Regions from separate parts of the Mus musculus genome. Here region 1 is linked to region 2. Evidence: chromatin loops called from intact Hi-C (ENCODE). Cell type or tissue: left cerebral cortex. All regions are shown on one strand. Links, peaks and the distances in the headings refer to the core of each region. The heading gives the core; the rest is flanking DNA. Region 1 holds the start of Myt1 (myelin transcription factor 1). Region 2 holds the start of Pcmtd2 (protein-L-isoaspartate (D-aspartate) O-methyltransferase domain containing 2).

Region 1 (8,560 bases), core at 201-8,200, 73 kb after region 2:
CTTAACACATTCCTATTTTTGTTCACTTGGCCACTAGCCTCAAAGATACCCTCAGGACTAAGATTCTTTTTTAAGCCAGTGGAACCAAATGCATCCTCTCCCCCTCAAAAAAAAAAAAAAAAAAAAAGAACAATTTAATAGTCACAGTCATTGTTTATTATTATTGTTGTTGTTGTTTGCTATTTTACAGCTAACACAGTCTGACCAGACACATGTAATCTTCAAGCCATTTCTTAGAAGCTTTATTTCAGAAATTAAACAACCAACTTTACCAGCCAATGATATCCACTGATTCAAAGATTATATTGAAACAAGAAAGCATCCATGTCTGAAAGGAGCAGGCAATGAGTAGCTACAGCACTCATACACAAACTTCCCTATACTTGATTATTATCCTGACTCATAAAGAATATAAATCTCATGAACAGAGCCAACTCCTCCAGAGCACATGTGTATGCAATGGCATCTCTGTGTTCAAAGCTCAAACTGACTTCCTAGTTTTAAACATGAAAACCCAGTTACACTGGCACTACAAACAACTGCACATCCCAACTACACAAACACACACAGGAGGAACTGAGAACAGTAACAGCAAATGCTACCCCTGGATCCCACAGACACATGCTCCCTGGGTGTTGCTCCTGAAGTTTGAAAGTATGTGACAAGAAGACAAAATGCTCCCAGGATCATCTCTTCTGGGTACCTGGAGTGTGTGTCCCACAAGAAACAGCCAAGCTCCAAGTCTCTGCTTCAGATAGACCTGCATATGGGGTCAGCATCCTTCCTGGACACAGATCTTCTGTGTCCCATGGCCAGGCACATCTGTGCTCCTTTTCCAGAAATACAGATAAAGTTTCTTGTCTTGATCCACAGTGTCCTCCTCCCCTTATGCCTTTTCTATTAGACACACAACATGCCCATGAGAATCTCAGAAATGCAGGAAGGGCAGAGAAAGAGGAGGAACACACAGCCCAGGCAGACAGGGAGAAGAAAGCCTTGTCCTTCAGAACAATTTAAAAAGACATCCCCCAACCTGCTTTTTCTGCAAAGAGAGCTTTCTTAGAAATCCTCTCTGCTCTAGCCCTCCCCTCTGTCCAAGGGGAAAAGCTAAGCCCTGGGTATCTGCCTTTGTCAGCAAAAGAACATAACATTGACTTACCTTTCCCCACAGCTATTGTCTGTCCTCTTTCAAAATGACATCACGGAAAGCAATCATGAAATTTACATGGGGGGGTGGGGGGAGGACGGGGGAGGGGAAGGCAGCTGCCTCCCTCACCGCAGTCACGTGTGGGGAAGCCTGTGTGTGGGTTTCAATTAAATATCTTCTCCCCTCAGTGTGCGAACTCCTAAGCCAGCTAAAGGCGATGTCTCATTTACTTAATGACCGCTCTCATTAGCAGCGGTGGCACGGGCTGGCGGAGGAGGCTCCTTTGTAAATACGCTACCCATGAACCCTTGGGGCTCCAATATATCTGTTTACTCTCTGAGGTGAAATAAATTTACAGTATAACATCAGAAAGATGGATCTGCCAAGTTGAAGGTGAGAGGTGCTCCAAACCAATAGCTTTCCTGTTTACTGTTCTGAGCCTCACCAACAAATGTGCCCAAATCTGCCTAAATATATCTATAATCAATATACAGCATGATTGGGTTTTATCAAATGTAAAACACACAAAAGAGCAAGAAGCATTATGCCAACCATGCTCACTCCCCTCTTCTTTTTCTGCAAGTGGTTCAGTCCAATAATTCCTAATAGCAGCGACCGGAATGACAGATGCCCTGGGTTAGCATGGCTCTGGCGAAAGTGCTTTACAATATTTATTGGTGGTTAGGAATACAACCTCCCATCATAAAAAATGGATTGCAGAATTTATTTCTCAAATGAACTAAAAGTGTTATATGGGTTCATCTTCATATGGAAGTACCAGGAATTAGGGTGGATTTTTTTTTCAGAAATGATACCTAAGGTCAAAGATTGAAACAGTAAAGTATATTCACAAGGAACAGAGCAGAAAAGATGTTTTTCAATGACACACTTTCCCTTTTTGTTTTAATGTTTTGATACTAAAGTTCTCCCAAAACAAACAAACAAACAAAAAACACTTTAAAAATCTCTAAGCACTGCTATCCTAACCCTAGAAACATAAATTCACTGTCTGCAAGGAGCGACCGCCAAAACACCAAGAAGGAAAGTCTGTGGGACACACGCCCTGGAGATACAGCCTGCCTGTCAACCTCCTAACCTGCCAATTCTCAGTTTCTCTCAGTTTACAGAGCTGAACACAGGAACAACCTCAGGAGAACCCCGGGTTCGTTTGTCACCCCAAACTCATCCTCACACTGACAAATCAGAACTGGAAATTGCACTGGAAAACACAAAAATGAAAGCCAAATTATGATCCTGAGAAGACACTACTGCCACATCTAGAAAACAAAGCATGCACAGCACAACACAGAGGTCATTTCAGGTTTTAATAGAAAACAAATACTGTTTCCTGGCAAGTTGTGCAGAAATACCATGTCCTGCTTGATTTTCATAGACAGGCTTGGGCCACCAGAAGTCTGGATAAGATAGAGCAAGTATGCTGGTTTTTGCAAGGAGAACAGGTTGTAAGGACCTTGTGGAATGTAAGCAGAAGCCTCTCCTTCATGAACAATCCTTTCTAACACATACTTCATCCTCTATATACTGTACATAAAACAAGGAGCTTTGTTCTGAAACAGAAGTTATGTATGATATTTCTTACACATACAAGTAAAATACAAAATTCATATGGGGCATTTATTTAGCTCAAGCAAAAATGAAACAAATGCAAGCCTGCCAGTGGTCAAACAAGATGAAATATTAATTAGCCCAGGGAGGACATTTGAGAGTCCTACAATGATTGCCCACCATTTTCCTATTCTTTCGTGAACTCCTATCCATTAGCATAAAAGGACACATTCGGCTGAGAGCACTCCTGAAAATCCACCTCTATCTCCTCTGAACAAGCTGTCAGAGCTGGATATTTTACATCCCAAACCTTTAGCATTCAGAAATTCTATTAAAGCCTTATCGGCAGAATGCAGGCTCGGGGTGGCACTGTGTGCCATTGTTATAAGGAGAAGGTGGGGTAGAAGGGAGAGCCTGTGTTGAATTAACCTTACCCAGCAGTATTGAAGACTCCAGGAAAGCCATTTAATTCAGATTCATGATAATCAAACTTAAGAAATAACACAAACAGAGAAGACAAAAGGGAGAAGCCAATATGTGCTACAAAAAAAATCCTTGTGGGGCATCATTATTTTCTGAGGGAATGGAAAGTGTTTTTGCACAAACCTCAGTCTGTCAGCATTTCTATCCCTTCAAGCAGCCACAAGCTTCTTTGAGAGTTTTAGCTCAGTGGACTAGAATATGCTCCAAATTCTGCCTGGGGCTGTACTTTGAATATGCAAGGAAATCTCAAATCAGTAGCCAGGGAGAGCCCAGGACTGGCAACCTATCTGGTAAGTTAGAGATGTAGAGAGTTTTCAAGCTGGTTTGAGGAGTAAAGATTCAAGATCTTTGTCTGACAGTGTTGGAGAACAAAGCGGGGGGTGCCAGAAAAGAAGCAGAGTGGAGAATTTCCAGCCAACTCTGGGGTTTGATCACCTCCCTTCGACCCTGAAAGGAGCTGAGAGCGGAGGCGTGCCGCAGACTGATCAGCACTCTGGACAGCGCTCCCTTCACTCCACACCCCCACACCCCCACCCCCACGGAGCTGGCCTTTGTTCTCTACTCGCCAAAGCCTGTCGTATGCACCAGGTCCTCAGTTGCCAGTTCGTCTAGCAAGGCAAAGCAATTCCAAAAGTGTACTACCAACTCAAACAGCTCCTGCTTGTGACAACAGCAAGGTATAATCTAAAACTTTTTTTCCTTATATAAGATAAAATTTTGTCAGAATTTTTAAGACTCATAAAACATTTTTTTCAATAGTACACTGTTCCTTTAAGCTTTATTTCATAAAAATATGAAGGCAGGTTGCACGTGCCTTTTTAAGTTTGGGAAGATCTACAGGTAAACAATTTCTGTTGGGTTGGTGGGTCCACAGACTTTTCAGAGGAGGAAATGGAGAGATTTGAAAAGCTAAACTATGACTGCTGTCGGCTCACTCGGAAAGTGCTTTGTGTGCGCTGGGAGAGCAGACTTAATTGTTGCTTAACTGGTAGGATCATTTCAAATAAGGTGTAATTACTTGTGCAAATCCGCACACAGACATTCCAAGTGTCAGTTCATTTGCTTCATAAAAACTCTTTCAAGTAATTTTGTTCTAAACTTTCTGCATCTGTAATTGGCACCACCTTCTCCAGTGACCAGCTGGGGGTGAGGTTTTCTTGTTTCCTTCTGAAAGCTTCCCGCAGATGGGCGCCTGCCTTAATGCTGCCGGCGACAATTAGGGCGTTGTGTGCGCAGCCGAGATGGTCAGCATTAATATTGTATAGAACAGCTGAGGGCTGGGGGGCGCTGCCCCAGGCAGGCCCTGGCAGATGGAGCAAACAAAACCAGGAGCCACTTTACCCACACTCCAGGCTGACTTTGTGTGCTTGTCTCACACTCGCAAACATTTGGCAATGAGTTTATGAGACTCCCTCACACACATGCACACTTATGCCCTGCAACTGTGAGTGTGATTAGGATGTACCTAGCAGAAGAAGACACAAGACAACCAGTATAGATGTTCCCATTCACACAAAGAAGACATGAGAAGTCACAGTCCACCTCCACTTTCCCAGCCTCCTGGATCAGGGGTTGCTAGTATCTCTCCCTCAGTTGGCCAGCCAGCAGTCCTAAACAGAAACAAAGATACAAGCAGGCTCGCTACCCACCATCCACCCAACTTCCAACCATGGGTAAGCTGTGAGGCTTTCACAGGGTTCTGGGCTGTCAGCACCTCTGCCGAAAGGGACCCAAGATGTCCCCAGGGTCTCTGGCTGGCATTCAAGAGGAGTATATGTCTATCACTTTTTCACCCCAGAAAAGAACACTGAGCACTGACAGGGCATCCCGGCAGAACTATGAACAGCCTGGGGAGAGGTGCAAGGGGCTGGGGATGGTACGCACCCAGGAAGCTCCCGCAGAGCGTCATCCTGGCAAGATGGATGAACCTCTTCTCTGGAGCCTGGATGCAAGTCACTTCATGCTGGAAAAAGTTGCTGCACAAACTTCTGTGTCCCAGGACCCTGGGAGCACAGACCACAACCAGCCAATCAAAACAGAGAGCACATAATCACAAATTGATGCCGGCTGCCTGCCAATGAGGCTCCCTTCCCCACACAATGGGCCTCAGGCCCAAACAATGGGCCCCGCCTGCAGGCCAAAGCAGGGGAGTAGGAGTAGCCCCTCCCTATACTATAGTTGAACAGTGAAGGAGGAGATGTGGCTAGAATTGGGCTGTCACACTAGATCAAGCCTGCAGTCTGGTGGGAACAAGTCAGCAAGTGGGAAGGAGAACAGGCTTTTTCAGGGATGAGTCCTCTACATTACCCTATGTACAGGATAGCCCACTGAGGCCCTTTTGAATAATGAACTTGGACACAACAGGCCCCCCAGTACTGAGAAAGCAACTATCCAGGTAGACACCAGGGTGAGAGCCCTAAGCTCTTCTCTCCCAGCTTATGACTAAGCCCAATCTGGTCACTTCCATTCAGAAGTAGTGTCTATAATAAGGGTGAGGCAAGAGAACTGTTCAGAGCTCTGTAAGAGGCATATGCAGAGCGAGCATGTTCCTCATACCTGGGACCTCTAGCAATGCCCACATCCAAAATGAAGAAAAACGAGCAAGCAGTGGACAATCAGGAGTGGCCCAGGGAGGCAGGAGGCAATGATGCCACTCAAGTTGGCAGATGCTCTAGGGGATGGACCAGGCTATCAAGGGATCTAGGGCACTAAAGTTAAGAGAGAGCCACCTGGGATCATAGGGTTTCTGAGTGGTGCCATGAGTTGATCAGGACAGAAATCTATGGCTTTTTATGAATGTCTGGGTGCCTATTAGTCACAGAGAGATAATGGCAACCTAGGCAAAGGCTACACATATGAGTCTAGAGTAGAGGTAGGACTGTAAACAAAGGCAAGTTGTGTCACTCAGAGAACAGAGTGAGTGACAAGTTCTGAAACTGGTTGAAGTGACAGGAAGGAGAAAAAGAGAGGTGGGATCAGGAGAGAATAGAAGGCACATAGAAAGAGAGGGCAGGGAGAAAATCAGAACCTGGGAAGAAATGGGGGACATGGTGAGTAGAGGGAGAAGGAAGGAATCTGAGGTAATGGGTATGTGAGGCAAGAGGAGACATAAGCGTTGGGAGCCACGTGGGCATGTGAGAAATTGGGATACAAGGGAGTAGGGCAAACGAGAAGAGAGAAAATTGAGAACTGAGATAAAATGGGTAGCAATAAGAAGTGGGAAAAGGAGGGGAAGTGGAGCAGGGAGGGAGTGGGGAGCAAAGGTAAAATGGGGGGACAGTGGGGAACAGGAGCAGTTGATAGTTAGAGGAAACTGGAGCAGAAGTGAGTGTAAGAGAAGTGGGGAAAGGCAGCTACAGGTGCCGTGGTGGACAGTCAGGTCTCCCCTTTCTGTCTGTTCCTAGCCATGTAGATCTCCTTAGATGAAGTGACCTTGGACAGGTTGTCAATGTCTATGTAACTCAGTTTCCTTATAAGTCAAATGAAGATCCAGGAACACTACACAGGGCCAGAACATGTTAGCACCGCTTCATTGAAAACAGCCACTGTCTCTTCCCCCCTTCCCACTTCAAGATTCCATAACCTAGCAGCCCCCCATGCATCATGACCCCCCATGCCTGAATTATCAAGTCTCATTTGTTCCATCTGACTGGAACGCCTACCCACCCTGAAGGACATTAGTAGAAATCAAGGAGACACTTCTGGAGTGCTGCTTCCTTTGTATAGATCCTAGACTTAAATTTGGGCATGTTTTGAATTATCAAGACAGTTCAACCCTAACTCTGACTTAGGAGGCCCCTGAGCCCCAGCAGCTAGGTACTGAAGGCAAGCAGTACTTGCCAACAGCATGTCAGAGATCACCAGACAGCGTGTGTGCCCAAGAGAGTTTAGGAGTGTTTATTTACCCAGGTCACAGCCCTATGTTTAAAGCACAGTTCTGGTTGTTGACAGCAGCTGTTAACCCAGCTTTATTCTGAGCTCTGGCTAGCTACAACATCTGCCTTCCCTGGATTCTCAACCATAGTTGGAACTGCTACTGGCCAAAAGGGAGATCTCTGACATTACCTGTAATGACATTACCAGCATGCAGTACCACACAATGTCTCTGCTAGCCTATCCTAAGTTCTAAAAGTATTCTAAGAATCTCTAAAAAGGTACCCCTAGCACACATTTCAGAGTCTCTCTGCCCTGACCCCTTGACATAATCCAGAACTTTAGGGCTCCCAGATCCTCTACAGAACCAGAGCATAGGAGCCAAGATGTCTGCCATGCCTAAGTCTTGGCTTGATCTGCCTAAGATCTCAGGATCCAGAGCCAGGACTCCATCCACAAGTCAGCTAGCCTGCTGCTCTGACACGGGTAGAATAGAGCCTGGGGAAACCTACCCACCCAGAACATGTTTGCACTGCTTCACTGAAAACAGCCACTGTCTCCACCCCCCCCCCACCCAACACACACTTCAAGGTTCCATAACCTAGCAGTCCCCTCTGCATTGATAACCTGTCCAAGGTCACTTCATCTAAGGAGATTTACAACCATGGCTAGGAACAGACAGAAAGGGGAGACCTGACTGTCCACCACGGTACCTGTAGCTGCCTTTCCCCACTTCTCTTACACTCACTTCTGCTCCAGTTTCCTCTAACCATCAACTGCTCTGTTCCCCACTGTCCCCCCATTTTACCTTTGCTCCCCACTCCCTCCCTGTTCCCCATACCCCTACCCACCCTACAGGATTAGTAGAGGCAAGGAAGGTCAAGCTGCCAGCCGGGCCTCTAAGCAAATTGGTCTGCAGAGCAGAAGTCACTCAGTAGAAACTCCAGTCAGAAGTCTTCAAGCTCCCAAGAAACCCAAACTCAGGGTCCTAACAGCAGATTTTATAGCAGCCTAGGCCTAAGGAAGCACTATTGGAAGGGATGGAAAGAGAGCTACCCTTGACGCCACATCAGGAATGAAGCATTTCCTTGTAGCATGAACTATCTAAATCAGACCTCAGGTAGGATTGGAATCTCCAGAGAGAGACCACTTTCCTGTCTATCTCCTATGCACCAAGCTAGAATAGGGTGTAATTGACCTCAGAGTGACTTGCAGGGAAAGGCAGTTCAACAAGATGCCCAGTTCAGCTAATTTATTTCAAACACCCAAGTGAATGAGGAGCCTGCTGGCCTAGGATACTGTGCTTATCCAAAATCTCCTAGAAGGGATGAGTATTAACTAAACCCACAGGGGGTGAGAGAGAGAGAGAGAGGAAGAGAGAGAGAGAGAGAGAGAGAGAGAGAGAGAGAGAGAGAGAGAGAGAGAGAGAAGGCTGTGTGGCTAGAAGGGAAAACACATTCAGTGGACAGTTCACTTGGGTTCAGAACAAAA
Region 2 (8,560 bases), core at 528-8,527:
TCAATTTTTAAAAATTTTTACATTTATTAATTTGGAAAGTATATTTGCTGGCCTATAGGTGCCACAATTTGCAGGAATGGTCCCTAGGGATCAAACTAAGATTTTTTAGACTGGGTGGCAGATACTTTCAGCCACTGAGCCATACAGAAATTCAAATTTAAATGGAATTGAATGGAATTAACATTAACTGGATCACTACATCTCAACATATACACAAACCCACCCACAAGAAGTAATACATCCAACCTACTGATTAGGTTTCTCTGGTGTTTACGTTTTAGGTAAAAACATTCACAAAACTTTCTTCCCAAATAGAACACATTGTGACACTTTATTGTAACAAACATAAAATCAGTTTCAAGGCTAAAGTTTAGCAGTAGACAGGGTCACTGCCGGGGCACTCAGAGGCCTACTTACTATATAGCTTCCTTTTCCTTGCTATCTAAGAAGTATATTTCTTATCTTCTATCCCATGTTGGTGAAGAAAGCATCCCCTTTAGGTACAACTACTAAAACAATATTCCATGATCCAGTGAACAGGGAATATTTTTTTACCCCGGAAAGGTCTTTTTCTTTCTAGAAAATGAAAAATATCCTCCCCAGTTTTATACTGACCTCGGGTGACTTTTCCAAACTAATGGCTTTATTTCTTAAAAGCTGGTGATGCTGATATAAACGGTTGAAGGAAAGACTACCAAACCACAAAAGATTAGTAGACTTTCTGAATCTCAACAGCTCCTGCTCAGGAGTTCAAGGTGATCTTCCGTGAGTTCCAGGCCAGCGTGGATTATATAAGAACCTGTCTCAAACAATAACAACAATTATGCTATGGTCCCTGTTCCCAGTCTTCTCTCTGGAATACTGGAGACAGGGCCTAGACACACCCATCCCTAGACACACCCATGTGCACAACTGGTAACAGCAGTGCTAGAGAATTAAGCCTAGAAATGAAAATCAACTACCACTCTAGCATCTTAAAAAAAAAAAAAACTTTCTTGATATAAATTCTTTTCCATTTTATGATGAAATAATCCATCTTCATAGTCAAGAAAAATATTAGATTTTCAAATCACAGTTCAATTATTAAAATTTAATCTACTTTTCAAGTGAATTCAGAGCCCTTGCCCTAAGTTGTAACTAGTCCCTAGTGCTAATAAGCTTGGGCTTAATCTTAGATAAGCCACTTAGTTCTATTGCTACACTACTGATCTAAAATAGTCATATTAAAATTTGGGACACCAGTTGAAAATAGAGTAATGTATTTATATGCTTACAGCTCAGTTTAGGAAAAAACCTTTAACACATGTCCTACATAATCAAGAAAGCCATCCTCTTCACCCTATCCCAGTTCTATAAATTAATCTTCAGCAGGTACCACATTAGATATATTTCATTTGTACTAGACATTTATGTTACTGAATTTTTTTACTGAAGTAAAAGCTAATTCCACATTAAAAGAATTCCAGTAATAATAATAATAATAAAAATCAGCCACCTGTTTTTATAGCTACTACCTACCAGACAGCACTACATTGAACATCAGAAGGTAAGGCAAGCTGGTCTGAGTTACTAAACTGCTCACAGTCACAGACTGCCAGAGGAGCTGTGGTAAAACCAGCACTGTTTAGCCAAAGGCTTTTGTTTTGTACACAATATGGATACAGGTGTTAAAGACTCACAAAAGAACACCATTCTTTGTTAACTTCTTGTTAATACTTTGATAATCAAGTATAATGTGCATTGTGTTGGTAAACTGTCATATGCTGTTTAAGTCTGTTGAAAGTGGATGATGAGAGTGAGGACTCTCCTGTACCAACGCCAGTATGTTTGTTTCTAGTAGTCTCCAAATGTTCTCCAAAGTACCTCTTCCTGGAGCTTGGTGGGTACCTAATTCTATGATGGGTGAAAGGAAGAACAAAACAGCGCAAGAGTAAAACAATTTGTCCTTGAGAATAGCTAAAAGACTAGCCATTTACAAGACTGTTTATTGCATGGTATAAAAATGCCTTGGTAGAAACAAGAAACCAGAAGTTCAGCCATGGCAATCTCAAACATGGAGAGAAAAGAAAGTTCAATTGGTAACTCCAACCGACAGCCTCAACTTCTCCAGTTGATTTCTACTAGATGACTGTAAGTGCCCAACTTGATGATGTTATCTATCTACTATCTATCTATCTATTTTTCTTAACTTGGAAGCTTCACTTGGGTTCTCTATCAGGAATTTCAAATGGCTGCTTCAAATGGAATTTTCGCAGATGATTTCTGCTGTTACCTTTTGTTTGGTCTCTCAACTGTGCTATCCCAGTCATCCCTACTAAAGTGAATACTCAACTTGATGTTTTCTATCAACTACTTCTGTTACTAACTAGTTCTTTTACTTTTGCTTGCTATATATACTTAATAAATTCACTCATTTAAAACAGAAAGTGTGACTATTGTAGATCATTCTCTAGACTACACAGAACACCAAGGTAGCCCTATCAATTGCTTTTGGTGGAGAGTGGGTGAATAATGATAGAGTGTGGTACTTAGTATTAGCTTTGTCTGACAATCTAATATTGCCTTGCATAGAAGCATCACTACTTGCTGCTGAGATAGATGTGATCAGTCACCATGTCAAAAGAAAGAAAGAAAGCCCTAAAACATACTTGAAAATACTCTCTCCAAACCAAACAGTATCACTGCACAAGAATGCAGTGCAGTAGATTCCAACTGAAAGCAAAGAACTATTTTTTAGGAGATTGTCCTTCCTTTACTACCCTACGATACACACTTTGCTACTTGCTGTAATGCTTATTACAGTTCCCATTCAGAACTGATTAGCACAGGCCAACAGAAGAAAAGGGCATAGGAAAAAAACTGAGCAGCACAGGACCCCAAGTGGACAACAACAACACAAGTGAAGCTGGACTAAAGAACCCTGTTTCATATCTATACTGCGTTTGAAAAAACTGCGACAGCTGGCCCACAGTCAAGTGGATGTCACTTTCTTAGGGGATACCTTGCTAGGAACATGTATTCTAAACCATCATCCTGCCAGCAGAACGAGGAAAATAGCCAAGGCTTCTTGTCTTGAAAACCAGAACTCTTGGAGGGTGTGCCTCAAATGCATATCACTTGTGGTCTGCATCTGAATGAAAGCTGACCAGTAGTATGTACTGACTAGGGACAATTCCTACTGTTTCGTGCGTGGAAAAGCTTTGGGACTAACCGAAATTAAAAAAAAAAAGAAAAGAAAAGAAAAAAAGAAAAATGAGTCCCTTCTCCCAAGTCTCCCAGCAAGGTCTCAGAGGAGGATGGAGAAAAGCCAGGGCAAAAGGAGAGACCAAATGCCACCACCTCAAGAGGGCCCACTTCAATTCCCTTTATATATAATCAGTGCTGAGCCTCTTAAATACCTCGTTCTAGAGACAACCTACCAGACGTAATGGAGCCCACTTTAGCAATGTCTTCAATAAGAACAGAGAACAACAGTGCAGGGCCCAAGAGAGCAGAGGGCAGATACTCAAGATGACGGAGTTGATGGCAGAGGCACAGGCCTAATAAAGAAACAAAGGGTCCAGGCCCCAGGGGTTCTCTCCAGCTACTTTAGATCTTTCCCCAAAGGGGTCTTTTTTTTCTCCTCTGTAGGATACTCTGCCTTCTTCCCAATATCCACCCTAGGTATAATTTGTTTCAATCATGGTCAATGCCCGACTTGCCCTTGAGCTAATTGCAAACATTTCCTACTTAATTAGAAATAGGTTGTAGAACTAGAGCAATCAGATCCCAGAATTAGCAACAGGCGGGGGGTGGGGGGGCACGCTGGAGGGGAGGGAGGTGCTGGGCAGGGAGATGGGGGGGCGGGGGTGACAGGCGCTGGGGTTCGAAACTCTCGGAGATGGTAAGATACACGGACGCTGGGGAACGGGTAACCAGAGCTGGAGAAGGGATATGGAGGGAAGGGCCGAGGGGCAGAGACGGCTCTACCTCGGCGCTCAGCAGCCCCCGTATTGAGTCTCGGAGAGCAGTTCTTCAGACGCTTCTGTCGCTTCGGACGGACCTCAGCCGCTGTAAACATCCGCTGCTACCTCTGCGCGTGCGCGGGCTCTACCTGAACTGAGCATGTGCGGTTGGAGGACACTCTTAAAGGGGCAACGGCACAGCCCACGAGCCTGCCACTTTCCACCCACTGGTTTGAGTTAAGTGTGTCCCTGCCTGATTGGTCAGTCACTAGGTGGTCTCCGAGCATATCCCGGCCTAATGATATGAGAAGATGCTGGCGTGTCGACGGGAGAAGGGCATTTTGCCTGCTTATGTCCACTCAAGGACAAAGCCCCCACAGTAGAAAAGGCAGGAGTTAAGAAACAAGAGTGATAGATTGGGTCCACTCTCCTGCAGGAGTTACAACACAAATGACTGCCGGCCCTGACCCTGCCAGGCTACCTGGTCCAGGGGATGGCCATCTGCACACTTGAACCTTGAACCAGCAGTTCTGGCCACTTCTAAGAAACCTACAAAATAGACCAAAGTCTAAGTGATCTTTAGGGCTACCTTTCAAGATTGTTCTGAGTTTTTGTTCTATTTCATTGGGATTGCACATCTCCTCTATACTGCTTGGAGGGTACATGTTGAAGGAAGTAGTGTCAAGAAGGAAGGAGTCTGGACGCCTGAGTCAATAGCTGTAAGAAAGTCACTCAACCTGCAGTTGATTGTGGTACGAATGAGGAGAAAATGATTCTACTATTTTTTAAAGTTTGCGTGGGAAGGCTAAAGACCCGAACTAGATAACACAATATTGATCAAAAACAAAACAAAACAAAAGTATAGGCCTAACAACATCTGATTTCATGACTTACTATTAAAATTACAGTAATCAAGAGTCATATGGGGGAAATAAATTGATGCTATCAAATACAAAACTTAGGTTAGAGCTATACAAATATAGTAAACTCACCTTTGATAAGAGAACAAATACAATTCAATGGAGGAGTGCTGGTCTTTTCAACAAAAGATGCTGGAATAATTAGACATCCACGTGTAAAAATAATAGAGACATAGCTCTTCCAAATTTGATTTCCAGTACCCAAGACACTTGGCCTTTGCAGGCACTCAGGCATGTGCACACACACACACACACACACACACACACACACACACTTAAAGGTAAAATATATCTTTTTAACACTGGCATCATTTCTCTGTAAAATATACTGTCAGAAGAATAAAAAGGTAAGACATAGACTGAAAAACAATATTCCCAAAACACATATCTGATAAAGGATTTCTAAAAATCCTTAAAACTCAACAATAAGAAAATAAACAGCACAAATAGAAACGGGAAAAAGCTATGAACATATGACTCAGCAAAGGAAATATACAGATGGCAAATGAGCATATGAACATATCAACATAATTTGTCATTAGGTGATGCAGATTTATAAAACAATGAGATATCAATACACACCTATTAGAATAGCCAAAATTTATAAAATCTATAATTCACCAAATACTGGTGAGGATGTAGAGCAACAGCAGCACATCACTTTCATTGCTGGTGGGAATGAGCAATAATAAAGATACTCTGGAAAATAGTTTGTCAGTTTGCTACTGAACTAAGCAACGTCTTAGAAGATGTGACAGCAAACAAGTGTAATGCCAGCACTTAGTGGTGGAGGAAGAAGGACCAGGAGATTAAGGTCATACTTTGGCAGTGTAATAGGTTCAAGACTAGCCAGGGCTGTACAAAACTATTCCAACATACATAAAACTTTTTAAAAAATCACCATTTGAATTCCTAGATATTTACCACTATACACAAAACCAGCACATGTAGGTAGTATAACAGCTTCATTTGTAATCATCAAACATTAGAAGCAACAAAAAATATTAAATAGATGGGAGGTATAGCCACATAACTGTTTTAATCAGGGATTTTTTGAAAAGTGAGCTACTGAGCTATGAAAGGACATGTAGCAACCTTACACACTTAATTGCTTTTTTTAAATTTGGTGTGTCTGTGGTGTTTGCATGCATATGTAAATAAGTATACATGAACATGTGTGTATGTACATGTAGAGGCCAGAGATCAATGTCTAGTCGCTTCCTTTATTTCTCTCTACCTTATTTTTTGAGACAACTATCTCTCACTAAACCTGGAGTTTAACCCAGAAAGCCCCAGGGATCCTCCTGTCTCTGCTTCCCCAGCTCTGAACCATGCCCAACTTTGTAGCTGGACTTAGCTACTTTGTGGGTTCTTTTTCTCACCCTTTACCCACTGCCCCTCCCCACTGCATCATCCTGTATCAATAGATAGGAGAGAAAGAAGGACAGAAGGAAGAGAGAGATATCTGTGAATCAAATTTCTTTCTTCTTGTTTCTTTTTTGAGCACAACTACTAACAAACTGCAAACAGCCCCCAAATGACCAGTCTCCACCCACCTTGCCTCTCAGGGCCCTAGACAATCTGGAACTGTCAAACAAGGCCTCTGCTAGAGCCTGAGGCAAATCACAGTCAGCTGCTGTGGTCCGTCCAAAGCAGCCCCACATCCCCACACCTGGGATTAAGATGAAAACACAGTCTAATAATATTTCTGTGTTTCTTAAAGAAACCAAAATTGGAGAGTTCTCACTAAACAACTTTCTATATGAATACTAGGGAATTTAACCTGAGGTCCTCATGCTTACGTGGCAGACACTTTACCAGCTGAGCTATCTCTTCAGCTTCCAAGTGCTTGCTGCTAAATGAAAGACACTCATATGGAAAAGCTATGACATATTGTGTGATCCCAATGATATGAACTATGGAAAAGTAAACAATCGTAGAAACTCTCAAAACCTCGGTGATGGCAAGAGAAGGGTCGATCATGAAAGACTATTAAGACAGTGAATGATGCCGTATGATACTGTAATAGTAGAAACATGTGATCATCATTTGCCCAAACCAGGAAGTTATGGATGTAGCTCAATGGTAGAGCAAGTGCTTACCTAACTTGAGCAAAGTCCCAGTGCCACAAAAACACATAATATTCTATCTCAAGAATGAACCTTAATGAAAACTATAGACTTTAGTTCATAGTAATATATATTGATATCCATTTTAACAATGTATATTAATGTAAGCTATTAAGAACAAAAGAATCTGTGCATAAGTGAGGAATCCATGAAACTATTTGTGGCTGAAATTATCTATAAACATAAAACTCCCCAATTTAAAATACATTGCATTTTTAATTGGAAAATTTCCAGACATCTAAAAACTAAAAGAACTCAGGAGCCGACCTATACACTGTGAAGCAACAGAGTTTGGGTTTTGGGTTTTTGTTTTTGTCAGGCATGAAACCCAGTGTTCCAGATGGAACTATAGATATACACAAAAGAATGGCAGGCACAAGATCCTCAAGGTTAAGTGTGAAAGACAGCTCTTTTCTTGATCTCATCACTAAAGATACCACTTCTTGCCTCATTTATCCTTGTTGTGGTTGTTGTTTATAATAGTCAAGCAGTGCCTTAGCAATTACAATATTGGTTTAAAAAAATCCAGTTGAAGTTTCACAGCCAAAAACCTGGCTCTTGAGGTACTCTGTGTCTGTACATCAGACAATAGCTGCATGTTTCTTTTTATGCTTGGAACTTGGTAGTAGGGAAGCTGTTTCAATGCTGACTACAGGAAACTCAATAGGTGACATGCCTCAAACTGTGCAAAGTTTCCCCCATGTGGCAACCACCCTGTCCTCAGTCCCTTCCTTACTCCACCCTTCTGATGTCTTTTCTGAGTACTTTTGCCTTAAGCTCAGTGTTCTGGCCTCTGGGTGCTTGCATACATTGAATGTTATTTGACTTTATCAGTGCCAACCTGGAGGTGGGTAGAAGAATCCTAAGAAAGAACCTTACTAGGAAAGGTTAATGTTGGGCAGCTGTGATTGGAAAAATGACAAGATACAAAATCTGCCACAAGACATCACCACTGTGCAGCTGAGCTGAAAGAAACAGCCAAAATAAGTCATCTTTCTGTTTGTTTGTTTGTTTGTTTGTTTGTTTGTTTTTCAAGACAGGATTTCTCTATGTAGCCTTGGCTGTCCTGAAACTCACTCTGTAGACTAGGCTGGCCTTAAACTCAGAGAACCACCTACCTCTGCCTCCCAAATGCTGGGATTAAAGGCATGTGCCACCGCCACCACAACCACCTGACTAGAATAGGTCATCTTGAAGGGAATAAGGAAGGAATTTTCTTCCTCATTTTAGGCTTTTTAGAATAGAATTAGTAGTCTTCAGACAGGTACCAAAGTCTCTCTGCTGTTTACTACATAGCTACCACAAGAATATGAAGATATAGAACTACATGTGTGGAATAGTTGGGAAAAGAGTCTTAACACTATTTTTTAAAAAAAGAATTAGTTTTACATGGGCCCTGGGAAATGTTTGCAAGTATCAATTTTGTGTCACTTTGGCTGGGTCTATATAAGGACTATATGTGTTCATATCTGAAATGCTGCTGACATAAAGCCTTATAAAGGCCATATACAAAGAAGCCTAGGTTGGGACACTTTTAGTAGATGGGACCCAAGATCTCACTGTCAGA

What was found. Peaks named below come from ENCODE experiments on the same cell type or tissue, not always from the same donor. Only the 100,000 strongest peaks of a DNase experiment are listed, where the experiment ranks them.
Region 1: a loop joins it to region 2, with 2.4 times the contacts of the local background. A loop is called at or near these places in 2 of 42 quality-filtered maps.

Annotation. Positions count from the first base shown.
Region 1 is chr2:181,759,941-181,768,500 of GRCm38, reverse strand. It overlaps Myt1 (myelin transcription factor 1), which reads right to left and starts at 1,472. Exons shown (of 23, transcript NM_008665.4): 1 at 1,160-1,472. In left cerebral cortex, for the core only: no CTCF peak of the experiment used is centred there; DNase peaks (open chromatin) are centred at 1,063, 1,372, 1,676 and 3,590; H3K4me3 peaks cover 1,734 bases; H3K27ac peaks cover 1,271 bases.
Region 2 is chr2:181,833,394-181,841,953 of GRCm38, reverse strand. It overlaps Pcmtd2 (protein-L-isoaspartate (D-aspartate) O-methyltransferase domain containing 2), which reads right to left and starts at 4,100. Exons shown (of 7, transcript NM_153594.3): 1 at 3,970-4,100; 2 at 616-799. In left cerebral cortex, for the core only: no CTCF peak of the experiment used is centred there; DNase peaks (open chromatin) are centred at 3,055, 3,471 and 4,091; H3K4me3 peaks cover 1,943 bases; H3K27ac peaks cover 1,389 bases.